Regions from separate parts of the Homo sapiens genome. Here region 1 is linked to region 2. Evidence: chromatin loops called from intact Hi-C (ENCODE). Cell type or tissue: CD4-positive, alpha-beta T cell. All regions are shown on one strand. Links, peaks and the distances in the headings refer to the core of each region. The heading gives the core; the rest is flanking DNA. Region 1 has its middle 78 kb from the start of ICOS. Region 2 overlaps ICOS (inducible T cell costimulator).

Region 1 (16,902 bases), core at 4,681-12,680, 64 kb after region 2:
TGAGCTAAGCATGTTACCTACGTTATTTCATGAAACCCTGACAAGGCCCCATTTTACTTGAAAAAGAAAGTATTCAGGTTAACGTTATTTCCCAGAATCATGAAGCTGATGTGGAGAAATGTAGACCAGCATCAGCTTTCTGTTTGTTTGATTTCATTATTAACTGGATGCTGGGGAGATTGGCACATGGCAGTGGTTTATGTTTGAAATGTTTCAGGGCCTGCATTCCCTCAGACTGTCCAAAAGGCAGAGGTGAATGGGCTAATACAGTACAGGATGGGGTAGTAATGGGATCCTTGGAGTATTAGTCATTTTCATGCTGCTAATAAAGACATACCCAAGACTGGGTAATTTTTAAAGAAAAAGAGGTTTAATGGACTCACAGTTCCACGTGGCTGGGGAGGCCTCACAATCATGGTGGAAGGCAAAAGGCACATCTTACGTGGCGGCAGTCAAGAGAGAATGAGAGCCAAGCAAAAAGGGAAACCCTTTATAAAACCGTCAGATCATGTGAGACTTATTCACTACCATGAGAACAGTATGGGGGAAACTGCCCCCCATGATTCAATTATTTCTCACCAGGTCCCTCTCACAACACGTGGGGATTGTGGGAGCTACAGTTCAAGAGTAGATTTGGGTGGGGACACAGCAAAACCGTATCACCTGGAAAGTCATAAAAACCTACTGTGGCTCTTATCTTATTATGGTGGGTTTGAGCATGCCACCATATGGCAGGATTCTTGGTGGCAAAAGGGAATAAGTTGACTAGGAAGAACCAAATTGGGAAATTGGCTGGAGAAATAATGGAAAGAGCAACAAAAGTGTCCATGCGGCACTCATAGGTCCCAAGAGTCTAAAGAACCTGAAGAAGTCAGATTTGGCAGTGAGGAAATGACAGTCAAGGGACTTGGAAAGTCAGGCTGGAGGCTTGAAAACCCAGAAGGGGAAACTTGGAAATGAAAGTAAGAAGGCAGAGTCTGTATGGCATAGGTTCGAGAACCCTAAACAAAGAATCTGGGCAACCAAATATTGAGTTGGAGGCAAAGGGTCTGAGAGGATAGTTACAGGGGAAGAAGTGAGAATGCAGCTTGCTGGGAACTTGGCATTGTGAGGACCCATTGCCTAAGGGCCAGAACCAGACTCTCAGAGTGCAAGACTCCAATTCTGATGGTAGAGGGAATTTTGTCTACCTGGCTACCTAGGGGAGAAAGAGAAGGCAATTCTTGACAGGTACTAAAAGAAAACCAAGTCTCCAAGTTTATCGTCTCTCTGGCCAACTGGCTTTGTCTTTCCCTTCATACCTGTTCCTCTTTCTCTCCTCTGTATTTATGACATATGCCTCAACTACCCAAGTTTGGTTTACTGACACCATTTTTAACTCCTTCTCCTTCAGCAACCCCCAAGACCTCACCAGCACTTGCCAACCCAGCCAGAATATCATACATCCTACTCATGTTTCCTGGTCATGGCCAAGTTCCCTTTTCCCAGTTCATTTTCTCACATCATTGGAATTGCCTGGAATGGCTTTACCCAATTTTGCCACCTGAAAAAATATGAAGTTATCTGACAGGGCCAGCCCAAATGTCTCTTCCTCTCAGTAGCATTTTCAGACTTCCCCAACCTTTGGGAAGAATCGACTCCATATTTTCTATGCTCATAGTGTTTCTTACATAGAACTTTTATAAAGGATTTATGGTTCCTCAATACTCTTCAAATAAAGACAAAACCTTGATGTGGTCTTCTGGTTCCTACGTAGGTGTCACCCCACCTCACCAGTCTTGCCCTAGACCTCTTCTGACCTTGACAGAGCTTTCTTCTGCCTAAAAGGCTCGTTCTCTTCTTGCCTTGTTAATCTCTAGTTTTCTTTCAGATCTTGGCCAGGGAGCGCCTTCCCTGAATTCTGTAACTAGATCAAATCTCCCATTTTAGGCTCTCATAGTTCCCTGGGCCTCATCTTCATAGTCCTGTAGCAGAGGCAGTTTTATTGTTTGTGCAATTATTTGATTGGCCGCCTTCTCCATGTGTTGTATATGCCAAGAGTTGAGGAAACGTTCCTGTTGTTGCTGGCCTGTATTTCTTTTTCCCCAGCCCAATGCTTGGCTCCGAGCGGGTACTGAGCACACAGTGGGATGAATAAATCAATAAATCAATGCAGTATTTGTTTGCTTTTGGGTCTTTCTCTTTCTCCCGCTAGAGAGCTCCTGGGAGGCAGGGCTGTAACTTAGTCCTTTAGCTCCTCAGTGTGTACCATAGTACCTGCCCCAGGGTAGGTTCTCAGTGTATTTCGAATGACATTATATTCCATTTCAGTGTCACAAATTAGCCTGCAGTTTGATCAACAGTTGTATCTAAGTGCTTCTTTGATCACAAAGGTGCAAAACAAGAAAATGTCATGAAGAAAATGTGTCCCCATGGGCTTTTCTTTCTTCTACTTATTTCTTTTCATCATCCCATGTCCTCTACAACTTATCTGTCACTAATAGTGCTCTTCTTCCATCCTTGACACTCCGGTCATCCAAGGAGCATCCTCAGTGAGTGGCTTTTTCTCCTTCTCTTGACCTTCAACTTTCAGGATTTCTTTCCTAATAATTTTATTAAAATCACATTTCTGGATCTCCTTCTCCTACTCCTCCATCCTAAGGCTTTTGCTACATCATGGAGACCATTATTTGCTTTCTTAATTTTGTCAACTTAACTTTACCCTCATCCTCCCACATAGATTTCCTTCAAGAAATCAAAGGATAGTATCAAGAGAGTACCAAGAATGAGAAAAAGCACTGTGTTCTTCTATTTGAAGCAAAATAATTTTAAAGGAAAATGTAGGAGGAATAGATTTTTTGTTCTATTTTAAAGCAGAAGGTGGGCAACTTCTGCTGTTCTTTGTGTTTGAAGCAACAGAAGAAAGTAACAGATGCAATTAAGATTTTTGATAGTTAGGTTGTGAAACATGGCATGAATCGTTTACTCTCTAATCTCAGAATGCCCTCCTGCTGAATAAGGGAGTGAGCCTAGACCAGTCTTTGAACTCATGCCAGGGTCTCAGGGGACCCCACAGGCTCATGCAAGAGGTGACAGGTGACTCCTGGGACCCTCCAGGCTCCATTCGAGCTTCGATGAGAGAGGAGTTCTGGTGTAGTTTGTTTGATTCCTGCCCTCTTTTCAATGCTTAGCCTAGTGTCTGGAGCATAGATATTTGTTGAATGAATGACACCATCTTATATATTGGAATTTCTTGTAATATTTTATTTGAAGGGAAAAAAGTTTTATTGATTAAAAAAAAAGGTGTGAGAACCACTGGACTAAATGCTCTGTAGAACTCCCTGTGCTTTAAAAACAATTCTATGATGTTTAGAACATCAATTATATAAAAGTAAGCAATATGATAGCCTTGAGATAAAATACCCTGAATCATTATGCAAGATAGCTTTTCTTCATTTCAGAATCATAATCAATAAAATATGTGTAAAAAATCTTAAAGTAAAACAACTGAGCACTTAGACAATAATTCAATATATAGTCTATTGTCTTGCCTTCTATTCCTTTCAGCTTCAAGCCTACCTTCCCCAGGAGTTTCCAGGAACCACACAAAAGCAGGTCTCTTGCCTCATGTCATTTATGTTCTTAGTTCTGAATCATTCATCCTGACATATCTCTTATCACCTCCCAACTCCTCATAGGATCTGGCAGTACCACATGCCCCACCATGATCATTGGATGCACTTTGCTATATGATATGGTTTGGCTGTGTGTTCCCACCCAAATCTCATGTTGAATTGCAATTCCCAGTGTTGGGGGAGGGACCTGGTGGGAGGTGATTGGATCATGGAGGCGGATTTCACCCATGCTCTTCTCATGATAGTGAGTGAGTACTCATGAGATCTGATGGTTTTAAAGTGTGTGGAACTTCTGCCCTTTCTCTGTCTCTCTCCTGCCACAATGTGAAAAAGGTGCTTGCTTCCCGTTTGCCAGAAGTCCTGATTGTAAGTTTCCTAAGGCCTCTCAGTCATGCTTCCTGTCAAGCCTGTGGAACTGTGAGTCAATTAAACCTCTTTTCTTCATAAACTACCCGGTCTCTTGTAGTTCTTTGTAGCAATGTGAAAACAGAGTAATATGCTGTGTGAAAATGCATCCTTCTGGTTACACTTTCTCCGGTGTGATATTCTGCTCACTATGATCCTGCTCAAAGAACCACTAACCTGGTAGAGACTGTTGAAAGATGTTTTGCCTCATTAACTGTGGCATCTCAGACACCACAAAACATCAGGTCTTGGACATCACATTTCCAAGATCACTCCAGAAGTGACCCAGGAAATATAAGGATTGACATGTAGTTCCTGTGTTTAGCTAACACAGCACTCACAGACAAAGCCACCCCTGAGATGTGTAACAGATGGTGGTGACAGTACTGTCTATATGCTCTCATGGCCTGGTCCTGTGGCTTAAGGTGTTTCTTCCTGCAGACTTCACATGTAAATATTTGCATCAGTTATCTTTGCGAGTAACACAGTCATTTTTCCTTTTGGTGGATTTTTTAAATGAGTGGATATATTTTGTGGAGCCTAAGCGTCAGATTCTCAGTAATACAGTGAGTCTCAGCCTGATGGAAGTGGAATCAGTGTCATTTTCATCTTCCTTGTATCTCCTTGCTTCTTATTTTCCACTCTCCTTTTGAGAACTTCCCCCCATCCCATGTGGCTGCAGGGGCTGTCAGTCATAATCCCTGTCCTTTCACACAATATGCAGCCGTGGGAAGGCTATATGACTCAGCCCTGCCACTTTATTGTAATCCACTGCCATGGAAATGGGGATGAGTTTGTAAGCTGGGTACATGACCAATCAGGGCCAGCCAAAGACCTTTCCTGGGACTGGTAACTGAATGCTATTACAAATACACTTCTCATTCTGTCAGATGTCTGCACCTGGACGCTGTGGGCTTGGGGTTGCCAAGGGGTTTCTCTCCATCAAACAGGAGACCATCTGCCAGAAGAGACCAACACTCAGAAAGAAGCAGAACTGAGAGGTGGAGACCTGAGAACCTCATTTTACTGCAGATTTCATCTACCCACATTATGTGAGCTAGTAAATTCTCTTTTTTGTTTAAACTATGTTAGATTTCTGTCACTTGCAAACAAAAGTAGTTTGGCCAACACAGAAACTGGCATTGCCAGTGACAGACCTTACACTGTGGAACTACCTGTGTTGAGACGAAGTAGAAAACTGAGAGTCATCCACCATCCCAGGCTGGGAAGATCAAATATTTACCATGCCCTAGCTCAGTAGCTAACTCATTATCACCTCTGGGATTTTAGGACTCAGACTATGAGCCTACCAAGTCTGGAGTTTCAGAGGATTTGCTAGAAAAATATCAGAATAATAAAGAGTGTTGCCTCTTTTCGCAGTATTCACTATTGCTCTGAAAAAAGGGACAGGTTGGTGGGTTAAAAGCAGAGAAAGAATAGCAGACATCTGTTGATTGCCAGAAAGCCAAGACCACTAAGGGCAAGAGAATCATGTATTTGTGGAATTGCAAATGTCAAAATATCTGTCTAATTTTTAATTCAATGCAGAGAAAGACAGGAGATTATATTGAAACCAGAGAAAGGTCAGAGAATACAGAAACTCCTCCCAAATACTTCCTGCGCTGTGTCACTCCTGCTAAATAAAGGTCATAATTACCCCTATACAAAGACCTCATCCAATGGGATACAGCCTGGCCAGCCAAGGACAGATTAGCTCTGCCTCACCACTCCAATTTATTGTTTCATATAGTCCTAAAGCAGTGACCAAGACTGACACATAAAACAGAGAGCTAGGAGCATGGGCAGAGAACCAAGATTCGTTGCTAAGAGACAGAAACTTGAAAGACAGGATTCAGATTTACAAATTGTGACTGGCCAAGATTGCTGGCATTGGTTCCAAGCTAATAGAGTTTTCCTAGAATTGATTCAATTAACAACTTACTGGGGTTTTAAAAGGTTATGCTATCTGAGAAATCTCATGTCTAGAAAGTGACCTGGGATTGCTCAACCCCTAGGGCAATTCCCAGGCCTCCATAACCATGCCTTCAGTATTAGGCTACTAAAGAGACCCTAGCATATCCCTCTATACACATCTCAAGGGCAGCCTTAGAGTTAAATGGCCAAGGGAGAGCCTCCTTGTAAGCAGGACTAGGGATGGAATTGGCTCCCGTTGCAGCCCTAGGGGCATGCATTCTTATGACACACGTCCAGCAGGATACGGCATGTGGTATTTATATTCTTTCCTCTTCTCTACTCACCAAATGGCAGTCTCCATTGTTATTCTGTCTTCCTCTGCTATTTTATACTGGGTATGTTGAGGGTAGTTAACTTTGTCATTGAGCCCTAGGTTCTACTGTTGTGAGAAACTATCTGGATGTAGTCAGGGCAAGGTACATGATCCAGATATGCCAAACTGGGATGTGATTTTGGGTTGTGTCTCTTTAGGGAGAAGGTGATCAAATCCTCAGGTGAGGGCACCTTTGAAATTATCTGTATTGGGTAAAGATTAAATGTGCATGCTGGGAGAGCAAGGGGTGGAATATAGTGGGCATCTGTTTTTGCCATCCTGGGATGTCTTCACCCTTTTTCTAGCAATAACTCCTCTCATTTTCCTGGGGGGAAATTGTCCCTTCTCATTCCAAGTAGTGTTAATGGAGCTCTTGGCCAAAGTACTCTCTGGCCACAGGGATGGGCAGGCATTGTAGCCTTCCTTTTAGAAATAATCATTGGTCCAAGGAGTGGGTACATGATCAAGCAGTCAACCAAGAGTCCTTCTCTCAGATTATTATATGGGCTCTTGGAGAAATAAAGTTACTCTTTCTTCTGGAATTTTAGTATCAGAATGTTCTAGGACTGGGGTTACAGTGGTCACTTTCCCCACCAAATTGAGAGAAACGTTTATAGAAAGAAAGAAAGAGAAGCAGAGGTGAGAGAGGGAGGGAGAAAAAGAGAAGAAAAGAAATCCCAAGAGAGAGAGACAGACCTAGACTTAATGACTGCATTTAAGTCCCAGTCATTTCTGAAAAATGCTATATCCCCAACTTCTTAGTTACATAAGCCAATACATTTTCTATTCGTTTAAGCTAGTTTGAGTTTCTGCTGCTTGAAACTGAGTATCCTGACTAACCGAATTGGCCATTGTGTATATAAATCCAGGAAGCCCCTTCTGAAGATTATATGAGGGATCTTAATAGTACTTTTGTTATGCCAAGTAGTATGAAGGTTACCACTTACTACCACACTTAGATTATTGGGTCAGATAGCTGCTCTACCTGAGTAATGCATATACGCAAATAACTTGTACTGAATCGATATCATCTTGCTAATGAAACTCTACTAAGGACTCTAGAACCTTCCATGATGAACCTTTTTGAACTAGGGAGGTCAGCAATCTAGACCATCAATTGAATCATGTATATGGCCAGAAGATTGGTTCATCTTACAGGCACCTCCTGAGACTCAGGATGAACTTAGGCAAGTAGGAGAAGAAGACTCTTCAGAGACTCATCTAAGCAAATCCACTAATACTACAAGAAGCTGTTACTACCATAGTACAGCCAACAACTTTGTGCCTGAAACTCTTTGTACTAGGGAACCCCAAGCCCACTTACAGGACATTAGAAATGGGCAAGCTTGCCAGGCATGGATCCGTTTTCTCTCTTGGCTTATCATAGCTTATTGCCATTATATATTCTGTGTGTCGGGTCTCCTTTCAGAGACACACAGTGGGTAGGTCCCATGGAATTATGGTATTTTATTAACCAACTAGAACAATTGTTAACCTACTCTAAGACTGGACAGAGATGTTTGACCAGTATCTGCTGCTGTAACAGGATGTAAGCTTTCAGCTATAATCCACTGTTGTAGTGCCAGTGTGGTGGCAAGTTTTAGGGAAGAGGGAGTGTTCTATAATCTTCCAATTGAATCTCAGCCTTTTAGCCCATCTGAGTCTTGGAACTGTGACCCTCCCCAGTGTTTCCCCATAGATGTATCTTTCGCTCCCTCCAGACCAGTCCTTTCCAATCTATTTTCTTGAAGCTCTGGCTGTTGATTGTGTCTTTTTCTTAGGTGAGACAGGAAGGCTAGGGAAGGCTGGGATGGGAGTAATGACCTTCCCCTAGCTGGGATAAGGCGCTGGCAAAGTCTTTTTTCCTTAGATAGTAGGCTTTTATTATGGAGAAGGCTCTGGAGTGTTTCACCACATGAATCTTCTCCGCCCCAGAGCCTAGAGGTCATCTTTCTCAGATCTTCATCTTGAGAACCTGTGGGATTCTTAGAAAGAAAGCCCATGAAGGTGTGGGGGCCATGTCTAAGACTGTGACCCCACCCCCCAGGGGTTTCTCACTCCCTATTACTCCACACTCAGCCTCCAGAATCCATCAAAATGACCATTTAAGTGTTCCTACCAATTCAGGGCTTCAGCAGCTTCTGTTCCAGAGAAGCAGATCTTGGTTATGTCTCTCTGGATGCCCTGACTGTCCAGATTTCTTGGTGGCAGTTTGTTCTGCAACTTCAGTTCCCTGGAAGGTCGAAGAAAAGTAATCAATTTTCAGTTTGCTCAGTTTTTTCTTGTCACATAAACAATAGTGTTGAGCTTTACATGTTGAAGCTGAGGCTGACATCATGTCACAAGGTGAATTTCTGTTTGTCAGTTCCTTCTTGGTCCTCCAACCCTTATCCCCTTCCATGGTTGCCACACAGCAGGAAGAAAAGGCACATGGCCACAATCTTCACACCTTATGCTAATGATTCGTGGGGTCCCTGGGAGCCAGACACTTAGGTCAAGGAAGTCAAGTGTTGTTTCTCAGTTCAACACTCTGTCTGCACTGGCTATAAACCAGGGCACTATCAATCTCTTAAATTTCCTTCAACACTTGTCAAGTTACATCACTTGTTAATGAGTCAAAACATCTTTCACCACAGCTCCAATTCTGTGTGATAGTAATTTTACCCACAAATCATTCCTCTCACTCCCGGTTTGCCACAGTCTTCAATGGGTAAATTTCTCTGCCATTTTTGTTATTGTAAAGCTCTAGGCTTGGAAAGAAATATAGCAGCACAGATTACAAAGAGACCAAACAATTTGAATATTTTAACTTTGTGATTGCTCAGCAAGGTCTATATGACCTGAGAGCATTTGGAGGAAGTATAATGCCTGAGATGTCTTGAAATGATATGAACTTCCCATTACACTCAAGGGTGTATTCAGCCCTTAGACTCTGCAGTGCCCCCATCATGACGTTTTCAAACACGTTACAGGATGTGGAGTTTTAGGGGAAGAGGCAATCTATTGGTGACGTATTGGTGTAACGGGAAGGCAAGATCAAATTGCAATTTTCTGTAGATGAAATTCAGTTTCAATCATTGTAGTCTTGTCTGTCAGCTATCGTGGTTGAAATGAAACTCAATGCGTGTGATTTGAGCATCATTCTACCGTCACATGGGTTGATGGCTAACACATTTTCCAATTTTTCTGAATATTAGAAAAATACAAAAAAAAAAAGTGGAGGAAAACCATTATTTTATATTTTAACCCTTAAATCTCCATATCTCCTTCTTTAATTTAAATGGTTAATTGTAAGCATTTTCAAAACTTAGTCGCTAAACTATCAGGAACAGTTTCAAATCATTGTGGCTGTATTTCACATTAGTACATTTCGCATGGAGAATAAAAAGTACTGAAAATATTGCTCAAGTCTCTTTATTCACCACAAGGTAAAAAGCTGAAATATACCCATGATGATAGTAATCTGAATGAGCACACAGTTTACAGAGTATATGATTAGAAGCCTGGGTCTGGCTCATATGTGAGGAGCAGTTTTATCCTAAGCTAGGATGTGAGAGTTATCTTCTGTCACTCCTTCAATCCCAAACTGAAACATGAATCAGACGAGAACTCATTTGTTCCCTACTGCAAGCCACTGGACAGGCTTGTGAGTTAAAACTGTGATTTATAAATAAAATTATATATTGTTGGTATTGCTCTATAATTTTACCTATACCTAACCATGGAGCCTTCTGTCTACCTACTTAGTTGTTTGCCACCCTAGTTAGTAATATGCAGTGTGATTTGGGTTCAAGGATGAGTAAGAATGATGGCTTGGATTGAGTTCAAGAACTTCTTTTTCATAAGTGTTTTTACCTAAACAAGGGAAAGACTTGGGTGGTTGGCCACAATTCCCCATTCTGCCCGCACTTATCATGGAAATACAGCTGTGGTTGGTGGTCTTTGGCTGTGTGGATGAAGTGAGATGCCCACCGGGCCAGAGAAGCATGGACTCCACCTTTTATACCCATGGCCATCATTTTACCCAGAAGCAACTTAACCTACCATACAAAGCAACAATTCTGCTGCTCAGGATTAATATAGATTCTAGGCCTTGGATTTTTGTTGTACCAGGACTGGGGTAAATGCCACTTAACTACACCTGCATTAGAGAGTTGAGGAATCCCACGCATGTCCACTTGGGGACTGTCTTAGTGCATTTTGCATTCTTATAAAGGAATACATGAGGCTGGATATTTATAAAGAAAAGGAATTTGTTTGGCTTATAGTTCTGCTTTAGATGAGGGCTTCAGGGAGCTTCTACTCATGGCAGAAGGTAAAGGAAAGCAAGCATCACACGGCAAGAGAGGAAGGAAGAGAGAGAGGGAGGAAGGTGCCAGGCTCTTCTTAACAGCCAGTTGTCATGGGAATTAAGAGTAAGAACTCACTCACTATTCCGAGGATGGCACCAAGACATTCATGAGGAACCTGTCCCCGTGGCCCAAACACTTCCCATCAGGTCCTATCTATAACATTGGGAATCAAATTTTGATATGAGATTTGGAAGCGACAAATATCCAAACTCTATCAAGGACTTTCCCTGGGCTGCTACAGGCATGGCCTATGATAACTATTAACAAATACATGTGGTGCTTTCAAGGAGGAGCTCAGTTCTTCTCCTTTCAACTACTTAAGCTCTACCCAAGCATCCATCTTCACATTCAGTGCTTGAGAACAAGCTTGACTTGCAGTTGCTGCCAACTGAGACAACTCCTCCAGAGATTCCATCTTAAAAAGGACATGTTTTTCTCAATAGCATCAACATCATCTTCATTCATGTCTTGGCACTTCTCTAGGAAAGCATGTAGCTTAATACTGTACAGAAATAGACTGGCCTCCCACTGGACATAGGAGACATCTTGGTCACTCCCTCAAATTCCTCTTGGCTCCAACCAGTGCTGTAGAGGATTTGACCATCTTCAGGCAGTTGCAGCTAGACAGTAACTCACTTTAGGCCTGTGCCAAATATTTCTCGCTTTTTTGCCTTGAGTCTTCTCTGATGTTGCAGCATGGAAATCCCAGAAACTGGCCTGGAACTCCTGTATGTTTAACCTGGAAATTCAGGGAGTGCTTGGGACCATTCTTGACTACTGGGGAACAGAAGCCATTGGTAAATGCCTCCCTCTTTGATCCTCTGGATAGATGGTCTGAGCCATATTTGCAAGGATCTTCAGAAGGTCTTGGTGGGCTCAAACACCAGTTGCCTACAGTCAATCAATAGTCTTCATATCAACTCCTTATACTGGCTTTCCCTCCTTCCCATTTCCACTATCCTTGCCTTGCAGTCCTGCTCCCTAAGGTCACATTCAGAAATTAACTACACTCAAGCAAACCTTTGTCTCAGGCTCTAATTTCAGGGAAACCCATGATAAGGTACATTGATACAAGGATCCAAATTGGACCCTTTGAGTCTCGTGTTAAGATGCCAACTTTTCCATCTCTGTATCATCTGTTTTCTGGAAAGTAAGAATCTCCTTTCAGTATCATTGAGTTGTCTACCATAGGACCCTTGTGGAAAATCTTCAGAAAGAAATAACATATGAAATGTGGTTGAGAGGAAATAACCTTGACGGGAATAAACTAAAGGGTGTGATGACTGTATTAGGATCCTGAGGGGGAAACAGATGGCATACTCAAATCAGGATAATTTGAGGATGGCTTATAGACAAAGGGACCTATTCCAAAGATGTAGGCAGTGTGCAGGGGAACCATAAGAGTACAGCAGGAGCCCAGGTTAGCAGCTGACGGTCCCTTTAGGTTAGAGTTGTCATATCAATACAGGATGCCCCATTAAATTTGAATTTCAGATAAACAATGAATAATCTCTTAGCATAAATATGACTTAATTATTGCATGGGACATCCTTATTTTTAAAAGTTCATTGTTTATCTAGAATTCAAATTTCCCTGGCCATCTTATATTTGTATTTGCTAAATATGACATCTTTATTTTAGACTCAAAGGGAAGGGAGAAGACGAGAGAACTTGTAAAGAGAGAGTCATATAGAGTAGGCTGCTCTGAGACATGCGGTAAGCTTCTATCTAGGGATATAAGGTAATTCCAATTCAAGTCAACCACACAGGGAAGGAACCAGAGAATAAATACTGAGATCTCCATCTCTTTTCTGCCTCTGGTCTCCTGCCAGGGCTCATCACTGACTGAACCCAACCACAAGCCAGCGGGCAGGGGAGCCTGTGGATGCAGGCCAGCAAGTCTGCCTCTGTGACGAGGAGCAGGGTGGGAAGGGTGCAGCAGCATCTGGAGGGGCAAATGGAAAGATTCAGCACAGCAGGCATTCCTCTTTCTGCTGTAAGTGTGCATTCTCCAAGCGTTACCTCTGACCTAAGTGAAATCGTAGGAAGTGACATCCCTGACATTCCTAGACCAGGAACCAGGCTGTCCGATGATAATTAGTCTTCCTTCTCGGCTACACCATTTCATCATTCGATGCCCTGTGTCTCCATGGTTCTATGCTTTGGTAATTCTGTGCCTTTTATTAGAAAAAGTATCAAGTCTTTTGGGGTGGGGGTGGTAGGTGGGTGTGGATAAAATAAAAATAGTTTTCTTTTTCCTATGGGAGCTCTTTTGAAGCAAACATGATATGCCCAGTGTCATAATTCTGTAGGTTCTCTTTTCTTTAATTCTTTCACTTTATCTCTTTATTACCTGTGGCTTTTCCTTGTGGATCATATGTCACAGCAGGTTGGTAACATTCGTCAATGTTGAGAGACATTTTAAAATGCTCATATTTGAAATGACCTCTGTAATCTCTAGCTTCCTTGGCATGAAGCCTGTGGTGGTTATGTTCATGTCCTGGTTCAGATCCATTGCCACAATGTCAATATTCTAACTAGGAATGATCACTTTATTCCCTTGTTAGGCTTCTAAAGTATTTTCTTTATTACTGTCACTAGCACTGGCATTTGGCTTTTTTTCAGGGCTGTTTACATGAAGAAACAACGTTGTAGTCATACCTTGAGTGAGTTGCCACATGAGCAGCGGGCAACAAAGCAGTGCAGATAGGCAGATGCTAGCCTCCAGGACTAGCGAAATGACTCATTCTCTCTCAGAGGGCATGATTCAGATTCCCACTTCAGAATGTTTCAAAGTAATAACTTGCTAAGGAACTTCCCAGGTTACTTTTCAACTGTTGAAACTGTTACAGACTCAAGGGTCAGGCATCTATGGTAGGAGCAACAGCTTGTGCACTTACTATGTACAGGTTTCTCCTATAAGTACTTTGCATGTATCATCTCATTTAAGACCCATGACAACCCTCCGAGTTAGGCAGTATCATTATCCTCATTTTATAGGTGTAGTAACTAACGTATTGAGAAATTAAGTAACTTGCTAAAGTTGATAGGCAGTGTGTTAAATAATATAGCTCTTTATTTCTTTCTCACATAAATGAAGCCTACCAGGAGGTAGGATGGCATTGATGTTGTAGCCCCTCAGTGACTTCAGAGACTCTGTTCTAAATTTCTGCACACCATCCTAGCACACCATTTCTAGTATCCTGGTCACCTCATGGCTCAAAATGGCTGCTGGAACTCCAGCCGTCACATCCACATTGCAATTTAGAAGCAGAACAAAAGGGAGAAGGACAAAAAATAAGCCATCTATCTTATTTATATCTCACTGGACAAAATTTAGTCCTATGCCACAACCTACTCCTATGGCCTCACCTAGCCACTAGGGTGGATAGGAAATAGTCTTTTATTCTACATGGCAATATGCCTGGATAAAAGTTTGAGGTGTTCTCTAAAGTTAAAATGAGAGAATGGATATAGGGGTAAAAAAGCCAGGATTCTTGGCTACTGTGATGGGCTGGGTTTGAATCCGAGTCATTGGAATCCAGAGGAGCCCCTACCCTTTTGTGACTATACCATATCCACACTTGGGTGCTACTTTATAATATGGTGCTATTTTTTTTTTTTTAATAATATGGTGCTATCATGGCATTTGCCCAGTAAGTTCTCTTCTTGGCTTTCAGTATACTGGTCATTAGCATCAAGTGAGTAAGGACTTTGATAAAGGCTAACTTCTTAGCAGAGTAAGAGTTCTGACAAGTGACCAGTGACAGCGAGGAGTAGGGACTGGGGTAGAAGGAAGGTGAGGGGCTTAGCATGTGGTTCAACCATAGGCCTGAAACAAACTGCCTAGCTATCTTTTTGTAAAAAAAAAAAAAAAAAAAAAAAAAAAAAAAAAAAAAATCTCAGGCCCATTGGACCTAAAGGAAACCAAACATATAAAGTCTTATCATCTCTCTGTCTTCATTTATATTAATCACTTCTTTAAATACACTAATTCTCAAAAGAAAATATAAAATGCAGAAATTTCACAAAACTCATGCTGATAATGGTAATGAAAATTCTATCAGCAAAAGCACGTTGATTAATCATATACATGCATGATTTTTCTCTTATACCATCTGTTTAGAAGATGAAAAATGTATTCTGCTGGTAGTTTGGCATAAAATATATTTATAGAAAGATTTTATTTATAGTCTGCCAGTGGATTCTGAGCCTGCCATGACATAGCTTTCAGAACTAGGTAGGCTGAAATGTTCAAATATTAATGCCAACAACATTCTTATCATTAAAACATGAAAGTTAAAATGTTTTCATATTCAGTTCATATTTTGGAGTCTGTGACTGCAGACTGAACAGTCTATTTGGAACTCAGCTTAAAAACATTACAACGTAATTTGATAGCCTTGGTTATTCTCAGCGGTTGATGGTATCTAAATTATTCTGGTTAGCCAATTTTATTTTCTGGCTATCCAGCATTAAGAAAAACAACGCTTATCTCAGAAAACATTTCCAGAGAATGGAATACATGTAATCACTGATTTTTAGTGATGAAGAGTTCACATTACAGGAACTCCAAAGTAACAAGGAAAACTCTACAGGGTGGGATTGAGATATTGGATCTTGATATTAACACATTAGAAGCAGAGAGATGATTAAAGAATAACACTAGATTCTCTCTCTCTCTCTTTAAAATCGCTAACCCACTGTCATATCTTTATTTACACACATATTGTATAAGTTAAAATTACAGTTGCTCTTGTTTATACCTTAAATCTCAAGGATGCCTATGTAAGCCAATGAGCCACTTGAGGCAAGAGAAAAACCCTGTTGCTTTTGCGGGTTTTATGAGAAACAGCTGGGGCACTTAGACTTGGGATATTCTGGAAGGTGGTTGTCCTGCTCTTCTTGACTACTTGCCTCAAGTATCACTGACACACAGCAAAACTATCCTCCAGGAGCCTTTTCATGGTCTCTATTGATCTAAAATATTGTTATTTTGACCCTAAGGAAGAGTCTGATGTGCAGTGGAGTCATACATCCTGAGATGTGAGGGGTCAGGCATAGAAATATTGAATGCTTCTTGTTATCAATAAAATCAGGTCTTTTTCTTAACCTTTCAAGCAATAAGCCCAATAGATATATTAACAAATAACAATATGAGGGAAATAAGCTTTGTGTTGTACCTAAGTCCATTCATTCTTAACCTCCATGAGATTTAAGGCAGATTTGGGTGGGTTTCTGGGAAAAAGTCATGTTACTTAAGTAAGGGGAAAATATCTTATTCATGGAAAGTCTCTTCTTTAAGAACCACAAATTGCATCAATAAAATAATCAATGGCACACAGCAGCTAACATGCTCAATTCTTCACCTTTAAAGCGGCACTCTTTCTGGCTCTGTGAGGAAGAGAGCCAAAAGTTAGATGCTATAAAGACAAGCATATAGAACATGTGGTAGAAAATGCCAAAGATTTCTCCAAGAATTCTCAGTAGCAGAACCCCTGAGCCCATGTTGAGACAGGCCCTACCACAATGAAGGTGGACTTGATTGGTGATAACTGTGGGAAGCATTCTAGTCCTCTTGTCTGACCTTGCCCAGACTTAAAGGGACACACATCTTGTCTCTGCAGGCATCTGCTGGGTTTCCCCCACCACCATCCCCTCGCCAACCTCTCACTCACAAGACATTAAACCTCCCCGTGTTGAGTACCTTGTATCAGGGGCAAGCTTAGTCGTTAGTGATGAGTATCTACTGACTACAATCACTTCACAGGCCCTGGGCTGAGCACACTACAACCGCTGTCTCATTGAATCCTTGCAATCGCTCTAGGAGGGATGTTTTGGGGGAATTTTTGGTCAAAAAATAAGAGACTCCTTTCAGGTCCTGAGCTGATAAGTAAATTCTTTTTGTATGACAGTGAGCAGGAGGTTCAGAATTTTGAGACAAATAACAGAGTCAGAAAGTTTTATTTTGTTTTTCCCCCAGCAAACTCCCTTTACTTTTGACTTCAGGTCACATTATATAACAATCTAATATTACCTGACCTGGTTTTTCAGCCTTCTGATGCTGAAATCTCTCTCTTAAAGTGATGAAAGGTTTCAAAGCTCTGAATGGAGATAAAAATCTGTTTCTGCCTTCTTCACCATCCAACACCCACTCTTTCTTAGGCAGATCTGGCAAAAATATGTTTGTTCACAAAGAAGCACTGTGGACACAACACAGTCGTCACAGCTTCCCCACCTTGAA
Region 2 (16,902 bases), core at 3,135-11,134:
GGCAAGAATGGGCTGCTTGGGGACCCATTGAGCTCCCAGAGCCTTTCTGCAGCTTCCTCTACCCCTGTATTTTGCTCCGTTTGGCTCTCTAACTTGACTCACCTCCAGATAAAGTCGGAAACTTCTCCACAAACAGACGCTCAGCTTCTCCGGTCAGAGTGTGTGTTTGGGAGAGGAGGGTCTCCCTTTCCCGTGAGTCTTTTCTTTTTGACTGGGAAATAAGTATCTCCCAATCTTCAGTAAATAGGATCTTTGCTCTCCTTTTCCCACTCCTCTTCTTGGCCCATTACAAAGATATTTACCAAACATGCTTAGCCTTTATATTCTTCTGTTAATATTAATTCTTTTATTTAATATGATTGAGCTTCCACTATGTTCAAGGTCCTGGGATTTTTTAGGCAACTGTAATGCAGTCCTTATCTTTGTGGAGCTCATGGTTAAATGAGGAAGACAGACAAAAATAATTATGATCCAAGATGCTATGTGCTAAAATATACTGGCCTAAACAAAGTATTATTGGGAGCATAGAAATAAGAGTCTTTGTCTGGTGGTCTTGGAAATAAATATCTCAAGAGAGAAGTTGACATTTAAAATGGTTCTTGAAGAGTGAATGAGAATTTCTTCTCAGATTAAGGGGTAATCAAATATTTTAGTTCATGGTAACAGAAATAATGAAATGTGAAGCATATTCTAGTAGTAAAGAACAGAAGTGTGAAAGAAATGGCCAAAAAGTTCAGTGTGGCTTCAATAGATGGCCTATGAGATTGTGAAAGCATTTTGTGTCAAGCCAGATATATATATTTTAAAACACCTTATAAGCAATAGAACACTAATAGAGACTTTTAAACTGGGGAGTGAAATGCTTTTCTGAAACATAATTTTGGGAGCAGCATGGAGGAGGGATGGGGAGGAGAGAGATCAGTATTGAGAAGGCCAGTCAAGAGGATGCTTCCACAGATAAGGGAAGACATGAAAAAGGTGTGGATTGGCAATGGGAATGGAGAAAAAGAATTGAATTTAAGAGATATTCATGAGCTGGAGTCAACTGGACTTGGTGACCAATTGGATGATGAAAATCAGAGAGAGGAAGAAATGAGGAAGACTCTGAGGTTCCTAGGGTCAGACTAGTGACTCCCTGAAAAGACAGGGTTTGGATTTGGTGAATGAATACAGTCACGTGCCACTTGACGATGGGAATACATTCTGAGAAATGTGTCCTTAGTGATTTTGTTGTGTGAACATCATCGAGCGTACTGACGCAATGATGTCTACTAGATGGCAGAGCCTACTGCACTACCTAGGCTATGTGGAGTAGCCTATTGCTTCTAGGCTACAAACCTGTACAGCATGTTACTGTACTGAATACTGCAGGCCATGGTAGCACAATGGTAAATATTTGTGTAACTAAACACATAAAAGGGACATTAAAAATTTCTGTATTATAATCTTATGGGACCGCCACCATATATACAGTCCATCGTTGACCAACATGTCATTTATGCAGCGCATGACTGTACTGAGCTCAGTTTGGAAAGGCTATACATGATGTGTTAGGGTAAAACCAGATAGTGATGTTGAAAGGAATTTGGAAACAAGGAACTAGAAGTTTGGGCTGGAGAGAAAATGTGGGCTCCTGGGGGTAGACATGAGAGCTGGAGCCATAGGTGCAAATGAGTTCAGGCAGTGAACACCCTGTCCATGTGCCCAAGGAGTTTTGCACAGTAGCTGAGCAATGGCAAGCAATGTGGGTATTCAGAGGTGTGGATAAAATCCTCTCTCCCTCCCACTCTGTGGAAGAGAGTTGGGTTCATTTAATCTCATATGATTTCCCTAGTACAATAGTTTCAAATCAAAGGCAATGAAGTAACTAACAAAATAACTTGTTTGTAAATTAATTGCTTTGTGAATATTGATACAAAGTTTTATAATACCACTGGGATTTTTTCATTTTTCATGAAGAAATCAGTTTTAACTAGGAGAAAATCAATCTTTCATTTTTCTTATTATACACACTTAGAGAACCAAAGGGTTGTTTTGTACCCCCTATGGAGTTCCTTGGAGAGTAAAACAATGCACACATTGTGTGTGTGTTCATGAGCACTCTTTTGGCTTTTTCTCCTCACTTTTCTTCTTCCCATTTTTTTTTTTTTGCTTTCTTTTTTTTTTCTCCAAATGTTAGGCATTTAGGTTAGATTGGGTTTATCTTGTCTATCCTCCCTCCCTTCCTTGCCTCAATTACTTCTTTAGATTATGGGTGCCTTTGAATAGCAATGTAAGTTTAGAAATGATGCATATATAAAAATCTACTAACCAGGGATCTAAAGGTTTTAGCTGGTAGACTCATAAGACATGACATTGCTTTTATGAAAGGTGAGAAAAGTGGTAGGAAGTACTTTTTTTTTTAATGCCAGAATTTCTTAGTAAAACATCAAATATAACTAAAACCTAATATAAACATTGCAATTTTTAGACTTTTGCCTCTTGTGTCACATTCATGTGCTGTGCTAAGCTAACACTTATCATTGTTTGATTACAGAAAATGTGTTTAATAAGCACTATCAATGATTACAAACTCAGGACATCTTATCTTTCCATCACTCTGAGACCTTTGTGGAGGTTTGTGGTTAGAAGTCTGAGTTAAAGAAAATAAAATTACATTTCTGATATCTTGCACGCTCTGCACTGAGTGGGTTCTTTAAATGTTTCCTCCAGAGGATTTTCAACCAGGAACAATACAACTGCTTGCAAAGAGTCCCAGCAGGATGGGTCTGGGCATGAGCATCTTATACTGGTGAAATGAAGTAGTCCAGATATTAAAAGCATCAACTTGCAAATGAACTCATCTGCACTATAGTGCAATTCTCAGGTGAATGACCTTTTCTTCAGAAATTTTCTTAATAGTCCCCCAAAAGAAGAAGAAAATGTTCTTGTGCTTTATAAATTTTGAAAACCTAAAGAGATCACTTAATATAAAGATTTTTATTTTACTCTTGAAAACATTAGTCTATTGATATCAACAGTAATATTATAAAAATTATTATTATTATTATTTTTTGAGACGGAGTCTTGCTCTGTTGCCAGGCTGGAGTGCAGTGGTGCAATCTCGGCTCACTGCAACCTCTGACTCCCTGGTTCAAGCGATTCTCCTGCCTCAGCCTCCTGAGTAGCTGGGATTACAGGCACACACCACCACGCCCAGCTAATTTTTATATTATTAGTAGAGACGGAGTTTCACCATGTTGGCCAGGATGGTCTCAATCTCTTGACCTCGTGATCCTCCTGCCTCGGCCTCCCAAAGTGCTGGGATTACAGGGCGAGTCACTGCGCCCGGCCTATAAAAATTATTGTTAGCAGCAGTTAACAGTCTTGAGCCTCTACTGGGAAGAATATGCCCTGTTAGACACAGTATTCTATGTGATGAAGAAAATATAGTACCTGTTCTCCAGACTGATTATAATCTAGGGTTTCCAATAAAAAGTAAACAGATATGGTAGCAAAACAAAACCTCATGTTTAATATTCAGATTTTAAGACTCATCACCAGGATCCAAGACCACATATTCCTTTTTGTGATTTTAGTAACATATTAAGTGCTAAAAGATATAAGATGATGTTTATATCACAAACCACTAACATGCTGTGTTTATAAAACATCTTGGTATATTAGAACAACCATTGGTCCAGGGGTTCTTGTCCTGGTCATATATTGGGCAAATGTAATGGCTGCGCTTTGGGACATCCAAGTGAGCAACCAGGTTTGTTGCTCACTTGGATGGAACAAAGTTGTCCTGCCCTCCACAGACATATAAGAGCCAAGAGAATTATCAACTGTCTAAATAAGTATTTATGAACCCAGTGGATATTTGAAGGTAAAGAAAGTTTTTCTTTAAAGCTCAGACAGATAATTTCCATTAGAACATGACATCTCAGTTGGGGTAGTGTCTTGTATGCATGATTGTGTATCTTCATACACTTGTTTCCAGAAGAAAAGCAATAATATGGCATAGCTAACTCTGGGATCATGCCCCAGCTATGAGCTATGTAATCCTGGGCAAGATAGTCACCTTTTCTGGCTCTAGTTTAATTTGATAAATGCAAATGGAAAATGCAAAATGAAAGGTTTAACTTGTCATTTCTAGAAGCCCTTTTGGCTCTTATATTATAAATCCTGTGCTTCATCTCCTCAGATTTAAAATGTCACCGTCTATATATTCATTTGTTCGCCCATCCAACCATGCTTTCATCCATCCAATAAATACTGATTGCAGCTTACAACACACCAGGTATTATTGTAGATACTTGGGATGGATTTGTGAATAAGACCAACAAGGTCCCTGGTTTTAAAGCTTAGAGTGGAGTAGCCAGACAATAAAGAAGAAAACAATCAGATAAACCAGATAATTTCAGACAGTGATAAATGCTTTATGTCAGTTAATGTACTAGATAATGACCTGGATATATTCTTTAGATTGGGTGGCCAGTGGTCACTGAAGAAGTGTCATTACTCTTGAACGATGACAAAGAAGCAGCCATGTGAAAATCAGAGAGAATGTTCTAGGTGGAGAAATGAGAAATTAAAAGCCCTGGGAACCTGCTTTGTGTGTTTGAGGAACAGAAAGAAGGGCAGTGTGACTGTGGTGTAGTGTGTGACTGGTATAAAATGGGGAGAGGTAGGAGAGGTCATGCAAGTCATGGGAAACCAGGGTAAGAACTTAGATTTTACTGTAAGTGGAATGAGAAGCACCTGGAGGTTTTATAAGCAGAACAATGACTCTATTGGATTATGCATGTAAGAAGGTCATTCTGGTTTCTCTGTGGAGAATGGATTGTAAATGGGCAGGAGTAAAAGCAGAAGCTCTTGTAGTCCCAGAGAGAGATGACAATGGTTTGGACCAGTTGAAGCTGAGATGGAGGAGAAGTGGATAGATTCTGTTGGACATAAAACAGAGGTGCTGGAAATTAGGCGTTCTTCCTGCTCACAGATTTTTAGCACTGGTCCTGTAACACTCAGTTGTTAGTGACCACTGTCTAGCTTCCTGTGGTTGCCTGCTTCTATTATACTTCTGTTGATTGTTGCTAGTGACACTTTGACTGTGGATTGAACCAAAAATCTTTCATGCACCCAGGAAGCTGTGTGACCTCGGGCAAATAATTTAATCTGTCTGGGCCTTCAGTTGTCTGTATGTACACAAAAGAGGTCACCAGATCTGACTGTGTATGATGCTGAGAAGAGGTTGAATCATGTTACAGGAAACAAAAAGTGTAAAGCTGAGGGTATTTATAGGATGCCTGAAACATGAAGTGTTGATGAAATTTATTAGCAATGGAAATGGTATGTTAGGAAGCATGAGGAGCATATCAAAGATAGTATGAGAGAGGATGTTTTGGAGAAGATTTTATATTAAAGGTGGTATGGGAAGAAAAGGCAAACATGAGAAAAAGGAAGAAAGAACAAGAAGAGAGAGATTGGTAAGGGGAACACTGACAATTTTTAACTACTGGTATGGCAACAGAATTGACCAAATAGATTTGACACCTTACCAATCAGAGCAGACACTATCTATAAAAGTGGTGCTATCTATCATACCAGCATTCCAGGCTGAGTATTAGACTTGGAGATAAGAACATCCAAGAAGGATGGAGAAAAGATCCTAGATGCTTTTGCAGTTATAAGAAACTAACGTATTCAGATCTTCCTTAAATTGTCTATCCATTAAATGCTTTAGTCATGGTTATAAGGGGCAGTCTCCTTTAATACTATTTTCAAATGTTACCAAAGGCTAAGAAGAATTTGTAATTTGTCATTTGAGCATTGTCTTAGTCCATTTTCTGTTGCTATCACTGAATACCGGAGACTGGGTAATTTATAAAGAAAAGAAATGTATTTCTTACAGTTCTGGAGGCTGGGGCCTAAGTCTAGGGGTCTAGGGGCCTAGGTCTAGGCTGAGGCCTAGGGGCGAAATCTGGTGAGGGCCTTCTTTCTGGTGGGGACACTCATCAGAGGCCCAAGGCAGTACAGAGGATTACATGATGAGGAGGTTCTTGAGAGACAGCCAATCTGGCTGTTTATAACATACTAACTCTCATGATAATTAACCCACTCCTGTGATAACCTATTAATCTGTTAACCCATTAACCCATGAATTGGATTAAGCTATTCATGGGGGTTCTGCCAATCATCTCTTAAAGGCCCCACCTCCCAATTCTATTACACTGGGGATTAATTTTCAATATGAGTGTCAGTCAGAGGGGGACAAACATTCAAGCTATAGCAAGCATATCTGTTCTATATCTGCCAAAATAGTTATGAAATAATTAATTAAATGCTATAGTTAAAAACATTCGAACTGCAGACTTAGAGCTGTCAAGCGGTTTTCCAGATGGAAAGTTTAAACACTGGATATGTGGAAACCTAAGTCAGCCTTCTGATCACTACATTTCATAATAAATAGGCGATCCAGGTAGTTTTTAAGTTAAAGATAAAAAAATGAGTAATTAAGAGCGTCCAGGCCAGGTGCGGTGGCTCACGCTTATAATCCCAGCACTTTGGGAGGCCAAGGTGGGCGGATCGTGAGGTAAAGAGATGGAGACCATCCTGGCCAACACGGTGAAACCCTGTCTCTACTAAAAATACAAAAATTAGCTGAGCATGGTGGCATGTGACTGTAGTCCCAGCTACTTGGGAAGCTGAGGCAGCAGAATCGCTTGAACCTAGGAGGCAGAGGTTGCAGTGAGCTGAGATTGCACCACTGCACTCTAGCCTGCTGGTGACAGAACAAGACTCCATCTCAAAAAAAAAAAAAAGAGTGTCCAATAGAAATGACACTCTGAAATCTTCAGCTGATGTCAGTGGCACACACTCTCAACATGCCATTCAAGAAAAATTGAGGCACGGCATTCCTGGTCCTACCTAAATACTTTTGTGGGCAAGAAAGACAGTCTCCTTTATTTTAATTTATTCTGACTTTCTGGAATAGCCCATTATGATATTGAGACAGAAAGTGGTTAACAGGAACATTGTTTTCCCTTTGGAAGACTTACCCAACAGCAAAGAATTAGCTCTCTCAGTTGTTTGCAGTCTTATCTGGATATATTCTGATGCTGAATCCAGAGAAAGCAGGTGTTAGAAATAACATTAAGATGTTTTTGTTTCACTTCTTCATTTCACGGATGAGGAGGCTGAATTCCACAGGGGTACCCTAGCCACAGAGCCTTGCTAGTGGCAGAGCCAGAATTTGCCTCTGGTTTCCTTGGGATCCACTGCAATGCACTTCCACCACACTGCACCGCCAACCATTCATGTCCTCTTGTGTTTGCCACAGTGCGGGCACAATGGGGGAAAAATCTGCTGAGAAAATCATCTTCGGAAGTAGAAGACAATGCGTCTATGTCTGTGTATACATGGTGACCACAGACGCTTTGGCTCCAAGATCATTGTGGTTTACTTGCTGCCATTCTAAAGTCTCTGGGAAATTTTTTGTGAACATTTCTAAAGGAACTGAGAACCCGTCCACTGATTTTATCTTCTGCAGCAGACGGTAGAGACATACGCATCAAAGCAACAGTGGGGCAACATATTTTACTGTCAGACAAATAAAGCCCCAAGCAAAATACCCTACGTTTTAATCTAATGTAGACTGCACCTGTTCTCATGCCAACAGTTTTTTTTTCTTTGCCTCTGGATAATATTGTTCCTTCCAGTTTTTAAAACGAAGCAAGTATTATTTTCCTTCTGTATGCTTTTAAACATACTTGTTATTATAAAACAAAACATACATATAGAAAAGTGAAAAAAATGTATAATTTAATGAATAATGCTAAAGCATACTATCTTACCCTCATAATCACCACAGGTCAAGAAATACAAGACTGTCAGCACCCCTATTTCCTTCTGATTCCAACTCTTTCTCCCTCTTTAGACAAAACCATTAGGCTGAATTTTGTGATACTAATTCAGATTATATTAACTATTTCTATTTTTTAGTAATTATGGAAGAAATCAAAACATGTATACTTCACTTAGAAAAGTTTCAAATTACATATACCTTCACTATCTTTCTAGACAATGTGCTCTATATTGACAGATGTTTCTTTTAGCACATTGGAGGTATATGTTATAATTCCACTGTATCAGGGCTTTTATTGTTGATGTTGAAACAGTCTAATAGTTGCTCCTTGGAAGGTAATCAGTCTCTTTTCTCTGGCTGCTTTTAGGATTTTCACTAAGATACATCTAGGTGTGCATACTTTTAAAAAATATGCTTGTGAATTGTTGGGATTCTTGAATCTGTGGAGTGTGACTGGGTTCTAACTAATTTTTCCAACCTATCTGCTGGTTCACCAATTTTCTCTTTAACTCTGTCTAATATATATTAAACTTATCTATTGAGTTTTAAATCTCAGTGCATTTTTTTGGCCGATTCTTGTAGGTTCTTTTTCAAATTAGTTGACTTAAATTTTCCTGTGTACTACAGATATTATTACAAGTTTTTCTCTTATTTGCTTAAACATAATAAGCTTAATTACTTTATTTTGGGGACCTGATAATTCAGGTATATAAATCATGAGTTTGTTTTTGTAGTTTGTTGTTTCTGTTGTTCCCTTGTTTTCTTGTATGTCTCATTATTTTTGTGATGTGTTTGCCATTGAATGTGAATATTATTTGTATGAAATTTTTTGAGGCCTAGGATGTAAACCTTTTCTTCTTGTAATAGTTTGCATTTTTACTTTCAAAAGCTGAAGGGTAATAATAATGCAAATCTCCTTAAAGAAAATTCAAGGATTGAGGTTTTCTAACCATTGAAGTCCAGAAGATTTTTCTGGACCATCTAATCTGAATGAGGTCTGGTTTATTTCTTTACCTGTGCTCCAAGAATGTAACTCTTTGGGGTCCCAATTTATTGGGGAGAGGGTTTTCTGCTAGATCACTCACTCTGCAGATTCTGGGAGTTGAGACATAAAAACAAAAGTTTGAATTTGAAAGAACAGCAATGCTTTCCGAGTAAAAGCAGCTTCCAAGCTTTGCCTGTCTCTCGGGGTTCTGGTTCTCTCTTCAAATTTAGCCTGGTAATTTCTCCTCCTTTGTGTCATTCTTTAATGCTTTTAATAATATTTTTGGACATTTGTTCAACATTTTTGGTTGTTTTGGCGTGAGAATTAGTTTGAATAATAGGGACTGCTATAACTGAAGACTAGAACACTTGTGCTTATTTTCACAATCAAATCACCCAAATTGAAGATATATAGGGAAAATATAAATTGAAGCCCAGGGTCATTAAGAAAATAAGTAATTGTGTATCTTAAATAAAATTAAGGCAACTAGTGTAAGTAGAGGTGTGACAAATAGCCCCTCCTGCATAATGCTAATCCTGTTACAAATTTCAGAAAGCAAAATGGCAATACATAGTATTATAACTTTTAAACATTTTGACCAAATGTCATAATATTTACATAAAAGCAAAATGCTGAAAATAATCCCAATATCCAACGTTAGTATTTTAGTTTTAACAAATTATGATAGATTAACATTTTGGCCAATAATATAGTCATTAAAAAGGATAATTATGATGACTAAAAATGAAATGTTTATGACATAAAATAACAATAGCAGAACACAAAATAACATGTTTGCTATAAATAATAAGTATGTTTTTGCAAGATAAAGAGCAAAAATATACAAATAGTATTTCTATTTCACTGTAGAACTAGGTAATTTTTTTCCTTAAAATTTTTTTACACTTACATAGTTTTCTCAAAAACAAAGACCAAGATTTCAAAACTTAGGAAAAAACCAGCATACTAATAATTTTCCCAAACAATTTCAGCATGAAAATTTGTCATATTAAAAAGGAAAATAAAACAAAAAGAAAGAGAAGGCAATGAGCAGTTTGAATTTATAGTCTAATAACTCAGAATCTGCAACCACCAGGCCAAGGTGATTTCAGTTTTTTCCTTCTGTGATTCCCATGTAGCTTGCAAAAACAACCTTGGCTTCCTATAAGCATAAATTTATTTCAGAAAATGAAAAAGTGGGGCTGGGCATGGTGGTTCACGTCTGTAATCCTAGCACTTTAAGAGGCTGAGGCAGGAGGATTGCTTGAGGCCAGGAGTTCAAGACCAGCCTGGGCAACATAGCAAGACCTGTCTCTACAAAATTTCTTTTTCAAAGTTAGCCAGATATGGTGGTGTGTGCCTGTATTCCCAGCTTCTTGGGAGGCTGAGGCAGGAGGGACCCTTGAGTCAAGGAAGTGGAGGCTACAACGAGCTAGGATCATGCCACTGCACTGTAGCCTGGGGAACAGAGTAAACCCTTTTCTCTGAAAAGAAAAGAAAAGAAAAGAAAGAGAGAGAAAAAGTAAACAAAAATCTGGGGCTTTATCTTTATTATCAGGCCTTGATTCAGTTCTCAGTGGATGAGGTTTGGAGAAAATACATTTCTGTCATTTGAAAATGATTAGTCTGTTCTTTTACTCTTTAGCAGGAGGACATAATGTATGTGTGTATATATGTATGTATATGTATACAATTATTTGTATATATACACACACATAGTCTCTATATATTGTAATATACATATACATATAATACATATATTTTAATATATAATATGTAATATACATACATATATAAAATATATATACAATTATTCATTTTTAAACTACTTCGTACTTTTACAAAGTGAGCAATTTCTATCTTTCCTTTTATCTGCTTTACTGATGTACATCAGTGATTATTTACTCATCAGAAGTACACATGGTTCTTGTCAGAGTAGTTTGATCAACAGGTAGACAATTCCTTCTCCCCAAGATATACCTACTAATAAATGAAGTTTTTCCTAAACTTCAACTTTTCCCATATCTCTCTGTTTAGCTAAGTGCTACTAATCCTTTAATTCCAATTTTAAAACTCACTTCCTCAAGGCGGCATTTTCTGATTCTATAATCAAAATTATAACCCACCTGACTCTACCACCTTCATTTAAATAGTACTCCATTCCTATCACAAATTATGTTGCATTACTACATATTTATTCCTTTACCATCTGCCTCCAATATGAAAGCTACCAAAGGACAGAGGCCATACCAGTTTGATTCATACACACTATGTAAATATATTATTTAATATTTAGTATATTCTATATTCACATATGACAAGCAAGTTTCTGGTTAGGATTTTTTTTTCTCTAGGACATAGTTTTATCTTATGTTCTTCCTTGAGGGGTGGAGGGAGAATGTGAAGCTGTTTCATTTTGGTGCAACAGAGATGACTTTATGCATTGAATAAATTGCTTTTATGTTAAAATATAATTATTAGGGCAACATTATAAAATGTCACTTTTGCTTTGTTTTCTTTCTTTTTATGCAGGAGAAATCAATGGTTCTGCCAATTATGAGATGTTTATATTTCACAACGGAGGTGTACAAATTTTATGCAAATATCCTGACATTGTCCAGCAATTTAAAATGCAGTTGCTGAAAGGGGGGCAAATACTCTGCGATCTCACTAAGACAAAAGGAAGTGGAAACACAGTGTCCATTAAGAGTCTGAAATTCTGCCATTCTCAGTTATCCAACAACAGTGTCTCTTTTTTTCTATACAACTTGGACCATTCTCATGCCAACTATTACTTCTGCAACCTATCAATTTTTGATCCTCCTCCTTTTAAAGTAACTCTTACAGGAGGATATTTGCATATTTATGGTAAGACATTGCTTTCATCTTCCAAACTTAAGAGTATATATATGTTTTGACAACTTTTCTCACTAATAAAATCAATTAGACAAATAAATATCTTTTGTGTTGGAGTTCACTTAGATGCAGTTGATGGTAATCATTTATAATGAAGATATACAGGTGATGATTTACTATTAATCATAATTAGTATTATTCAGCAATATGCAATGTAATCCCATAGACTGCTAAGTCAGAAATAGATCATATTGCCTTTTAAACACATATGCTATTAAAAATCAGGAAAAACATTAAGACAAATACTTAAACTTATGGCTTAATAATGGGTATTATCTCTATTCACCTAAGATTTAAGGTTTGGTTTTGCACTGTGTTTGTGGAATGAAGTATGATGATTGAAAATCATAGTTTTATAACATTACTTTTACTATTACCTCTTTTATAAAAATATAGGCAGAAAAGCCCTTTCTATTAACCACATTTGTAAATACATTATATGCATAATCTTTTAAGTTTTAGTTCCTGGATCCTTGCCATAATACTGAGATGATGTTAGTCTAATAACTTGCCCACTTACTGGATTTCATGACTATAATAAAGAAAAGCTTCATTTGATTAAATAGCTCTTTTAAATTTGGTAAGAGAACTTGTGGTTCAGCAGAATTTTTCATTAACATACCTTTTTTTCCAATCCAGAATCACAACTTTGTTGCCAGCTGAAGTTCTGGTTACCCATAGGATGTGCAGCCTTTGTTGTAGTCTGCATTTTGGGATGCATACTTATTTGTTGGCTTACAAAAAAGGTAAGCGATTTCTATCTTTCCTTGTATCTGCTTTACAGATGCACATCAGTGATTATTTCCTCATCAAAAGTACACATGGCTCTTGTCAGAGTAATTTGACCAACAGGGAGACAATTCCTTCCCCCCAAGACATACCTACTAATTAAACTAATCACTTGGAACAGAAATTTATGTATTTGTTTTATAGCCCACACATTCCAAAGAGGACTTGACTTGATGGCTTACAGAGAGTTACATTATTATTATTATTGTTCAAACTAGATGAGGAAATTGAGGTCAAGAGAAGACTAAAGGTCAGGAGGAAGGTTAAAACATCAAAATAGATGACTCTGATTTTTAAAAAATTATTATGCATGGGCTGCGAATTTGAATCCAAGGTTCCTGAGAGGCAGGGCAGAGATGAAACAATTAGTTATAAGTTTTGCTTAGCTGGTAAGTTAAAAACAGTCAGCAAGAAAGCCTTCTAAGGTGTCAATTGTAGCTGAGAAGGAAATTGACAACTTTTTTACATGGTAGGTTATTAGACTCCTTGCTTTTAAAGAAAACCACTGAGGAGCTATTTAGAAAGATAAACAACAATGACAACAACAAAAATCTCCCTGTGCTGGGGGATATTCTTTTTGGTCTCTTGCATTACAGGTTCTCAATCAAAGAACTGACACCACTCTGCATATTACGCGAGTATGCTAGTACTCAAGTATATCCACAGTGTGGTCATTGGCCAGTGTATATCTGTGGGAGAGTGGAATTTGGAAAGAGACATAAAGAAGGAAGAGAATGAGATAGCGCCCATGGTCTAAGTCTGCTGGGAAAGAAACAATAAAGGCAAAAACGAGGAAGAAAGTTCAGTAGAAAGCTCTTTTTATGTAAAGCCCTTTTCATATTGTTTTTCTACTTAGCCTAAAGCCAGGAACCTAAGTCACATTATCATGTTTTTGTCACATACCACTTCAACAAAGAATAGAAAACAGTCAAAAAACAAAGAGATGGAGAAGAAAAGATGACCAAGCATGTTTCTGGCTTTTTCTTTCAGAAGTATTCATCCAGTGTGCACGACCCTAACGGTGAATACATGTTCATGAGAGCAGTGAACACAGCCAAAAAATCTAGACTCACAGGTATGACTCCATTTGGGGGTTTGGGAAGGGAAGAGGTTTCTTCACAGTAAGCCTGGAATGTTAATTTTTTTTTTTTTAATTTTAAAGGAAAGGAAAACATCTCCAAGGCCTAATTCTAGAATTTTCTGTGAAAATCTGGATTTCTCACTTTTAACTAGATTTATATTTTCTGCAGTATATTGAAAACAAACAAGCAATAGGTTTGTAAGCCACTATTGAAACTAAACACACAAACAGCTCATAAACCACCATAGTATCAAGGCAATTTTCCCATTGATGTTTCAAAAGTTGGGATGATTCTAAGTGTTTTTTGTTGAAGGGTTCATTCAGTCATTCAATGAGCGTTTATTGAGCATCAGTTAAGTGTGAGTTACTGAGTGAGGCACTCTGGGGAATTTGGACAGATATATGCTAATTTTGGACTGAGATTAGGAAGAGAGATCTGTGCTGGTACTGCTAGAGGGAAGAAGGAGAAATTGATGAAGATATCTGGTTATTTTGAGGTAAAGAGTGTGCAAGTTTAGAGAACTTGGATGGCTTTAGAAGTCTCAGTAACATGGAAATTTGACCTTTTCTGTTAAGAGTCAGAAAACTGAAAGTTGCCAAGTTTGAGGAGCACCCAGAAAGTTTGAAGCTTCCATTGTGGAAAATTCATGTCTTATGCCCTTGAGGTTCGAATGATGTGCGATGTGTAATGAGACAGAAGCCACTGCATTTTTCCACCCCTCAGTGGCTACAGATTATCTAAAGGGGACACACATAGCTTGCGTTGTCATGGAATTATAGCATGGGATGGGAGCTAAAAAGGATCCTTGAGTTCACATTTCATGTTTTAGATGACAGAAATTGATGCTCAAAGTGTTCAGTGACTCTTTTGGTTCCCTAGACAGTTAATACCTAGCTTTGACACTTGCAAAGAGCTTATGTTTCATTACTTTGCTGTTTAAAAAATATATGATCTCTCAATCTCTTTGCTTAATGTGTTCTGGCTGTTTGGATCCCCACAAGCAGAACCTGACATAAGGACTTGGGTGCAAGTAGTTTATTTGGGAGGTGATCCCAGGAAGAAGGGGTGAGGGGGCAGGGAGAGTGAGACAGCCAACAAGGAGAAGCAAATGAAGGGCGCATTATTATCAAGGTCTCAGCTCCAGGCCACAGAGGCCTGACTTCATTGGACCTCTGAGAAGTGTACAGATGCCTCCCAGAATCATTCTCTTGAAGGATGGCAACCACTGGCTCCATCCTCACTGATTTGGGGTTGCCTGCGGAGGGCATTAGCTTTCCCTCATCTCTGAGCTGTGCCTCTACTTGGGATGAGCCTACTTGGGATGAGTCTTCAGAGAAAGTCTGGAGGCAGAAAAGCAGTGAAATGCAGTGGGGCTGTTGTGCTAGAACAGTCAGCCCATGCAGCGCTTTCTGCCCCAGCAGCAGCTGCAATCAGAGGTGGACAGTTTCAAAGTGATGAGTTTAGATAATGTCTGTTATAGGAGTCGAGAGCTAAACTTCTCTGGAAATGGGGAACTGGTGCTGGGTGTTGAAGCATAAAGATGAGTTTGCATGGTGTGTGTGTGAGTGTGTGTGTGTGTGTGTGTGTGCACGTGTGTGTTTGTGTGTATGAAAGGCAATGGAGAGGGGAAAGCTTCTTGTAGGGAACTGGCACATGGAGAGCATTTAGATAATTTATGCTGAATTTTTGTTACAGATGTGACCCTATAATATGGAACTCTGGCACCCAGGCATGAAGCACGTTGGCCAGTTTTCCTCAACTTGAAGTGCAAGATTCTCTTATTTCCGGGACCACGGAGAGTCTGACTTAACTACATACATCTTCTGCTGGTGTTTTGTTCAATCTGGAAGAATGACTGTATCAGTCAATGGGGATTTTAACAGACTGCCTTGGTACTGCCGAGTCCTCTCAAAACAAACACCCTCTTGCAACCAGCTTTGGAGAAAGCCCAGCTCCTGTGTGCTCACTGGGAGTGGAATCCCTGTCTCCACATCTGCTCCTAGCAGTGCATCAGCCAGTAAAACAAACACATTTACAAGAAAAATGTTTTAAAGATGCCAGGGGTACTGAATCTGCAAAGCAAATGAGCAGCCAAGGACCAGCATCTGTCCGCATTTCACTATCATACTACCTCTTCTTTCTGTAGGGATGAGAATTCCTCTTTTAATCAGTCAAGGGAGATGCTTCAAAGCTGGAGCTATTTTATTTCTGAGATGTTGATGTGAACTGTACATTAGTACATACTCAGTACTCTCCTTCAATTGCTGAACCCCAGTTGACCATTTTACCAAGACTTTAGATGCTTTCTTGTGCCCTCAATTTTCTTTTTAAAAATACTTCTACATGACTGCTTGACAGCCCAACAGCCACTCTCAATAGAGAGCTATGTCTTACATTCTTTCCTCTGCTGCTCAATAGTTTTATATATCTATGCATACATATATACACACATATGTATATAAAATTCATAATGAATATATTTGCCTATATTCTCCCTACAAGAATATTTTTGCTCCAGAAAGACATGTTCTTTTCTCAAATTCAGTTAAAATGGTTTACTTTGTTCAAGTTAGTGGTAGGAAACATTGCCCGGAATTGAAAGCAAATTTATTTTATTATCCTATTTTCTACCATTATCTATGTTTTCATGGTGCTATTAATTACAAGTTTAGTTCTTTTTGTAGATCATATTAAAATTGCAAACAAAATCATCTTTAATGGGCCAGCATTCTCATGGGGTAGAGCAGAATATTCATTTAGCCTGAAAGCTGCAGTTACTATAGGTTGCTGTCAGACTATACCCATGGTGCCTCTGGGCTTGACAGGTCAAAATGGTCCCCATCAGCCTGGAGCAGCCCTCCAGACCTGGGTGGAATTCCAGGGTTGAGAGACTCCCCTGAGCCAGAGGCCACTAGGTATTCTTGCTCCCAGAGGCTGAAGTCACCCTGGGAATCACAGTGGTCTACCTGCATTCATAATTCCAGGATCTGTGAAGAGCACATATGTGTCAGGGCACAATTCCCTCTCATAAAAACCACACAGCCTGGAAATTGGCCCTGGCCCTTCAAGATAGCCTTCTTTAGAATATGATTTGGCTAGAAAGATTCTTAAATATGTGGAATATGATTATTCTTAGCTGGAATATTTTCTCTACTTCCTGTCTGCATGCCCAAGGCTTCTGAAGCAGCCAATGTCGATGCAACAACATTTGTAACTTTAGGTAAACTGGGATTATGTTGTAGTTTAACATTTTGTAACTGTGTGCTTATAGTTTACAAGTGAGA

What was found. Hi-C counts contacts between places; a loop is a spot of excess contacts. Peaks named below come from ENCODE experiments on the same cell type or tissue, not always from the same donor. Only the 100,000 strongest peaks of a DNase experiment are listed, where the experiment ranks them.
Region 1: a loop joins it to region 2, with 7 times the contacts of the local background. A loop is called at or near these places in 5 of 110 quality-filtered maps.

The regions. Positions count from the first base shown.
Region 1 is chr2:204,006,400-204,023,301 of GRCh38, forward strand. No RefSeq gene overlaps it. Among named protein-coding and RNA genes, the nearest start is that of ICOS, 78 kb to the left of the region's middle. In CD4-positive, alpha-beta T cell, for the core only: no CTCF peak of the experiment used is centred there; a DNase peak (open chromatin) is centred at 9,262.
Region 2 is chr2:203,944,273-203,961,174 of GRCh38, forward strand. ICOS (inducible T cell costimulator) reads left to right here. Exons shown (of 5, transcript NM_012092.4): 2 at 11,364-11,699; 3 at 12,387-12,493; 4 at 13,527-13,611; 5 at 15,314-16,902. The coding sequence ends at 15,327. Among named protein-coding and RNA genes, the nearest start is that of ICOS, 16 kb to the left of the region's middle. RefSeq lists an enhancer at 1-250. In CD4-positive, alpha-beta T cell, for the core only: no CTCF peak of the experiment used is centred there; DNase peaks (open chromatin) are centred at 5,119, 6,789 and 7,449; H3K4me3 peaks cover 1,056 bases; H3K27ac peaks cover 2,672 bases.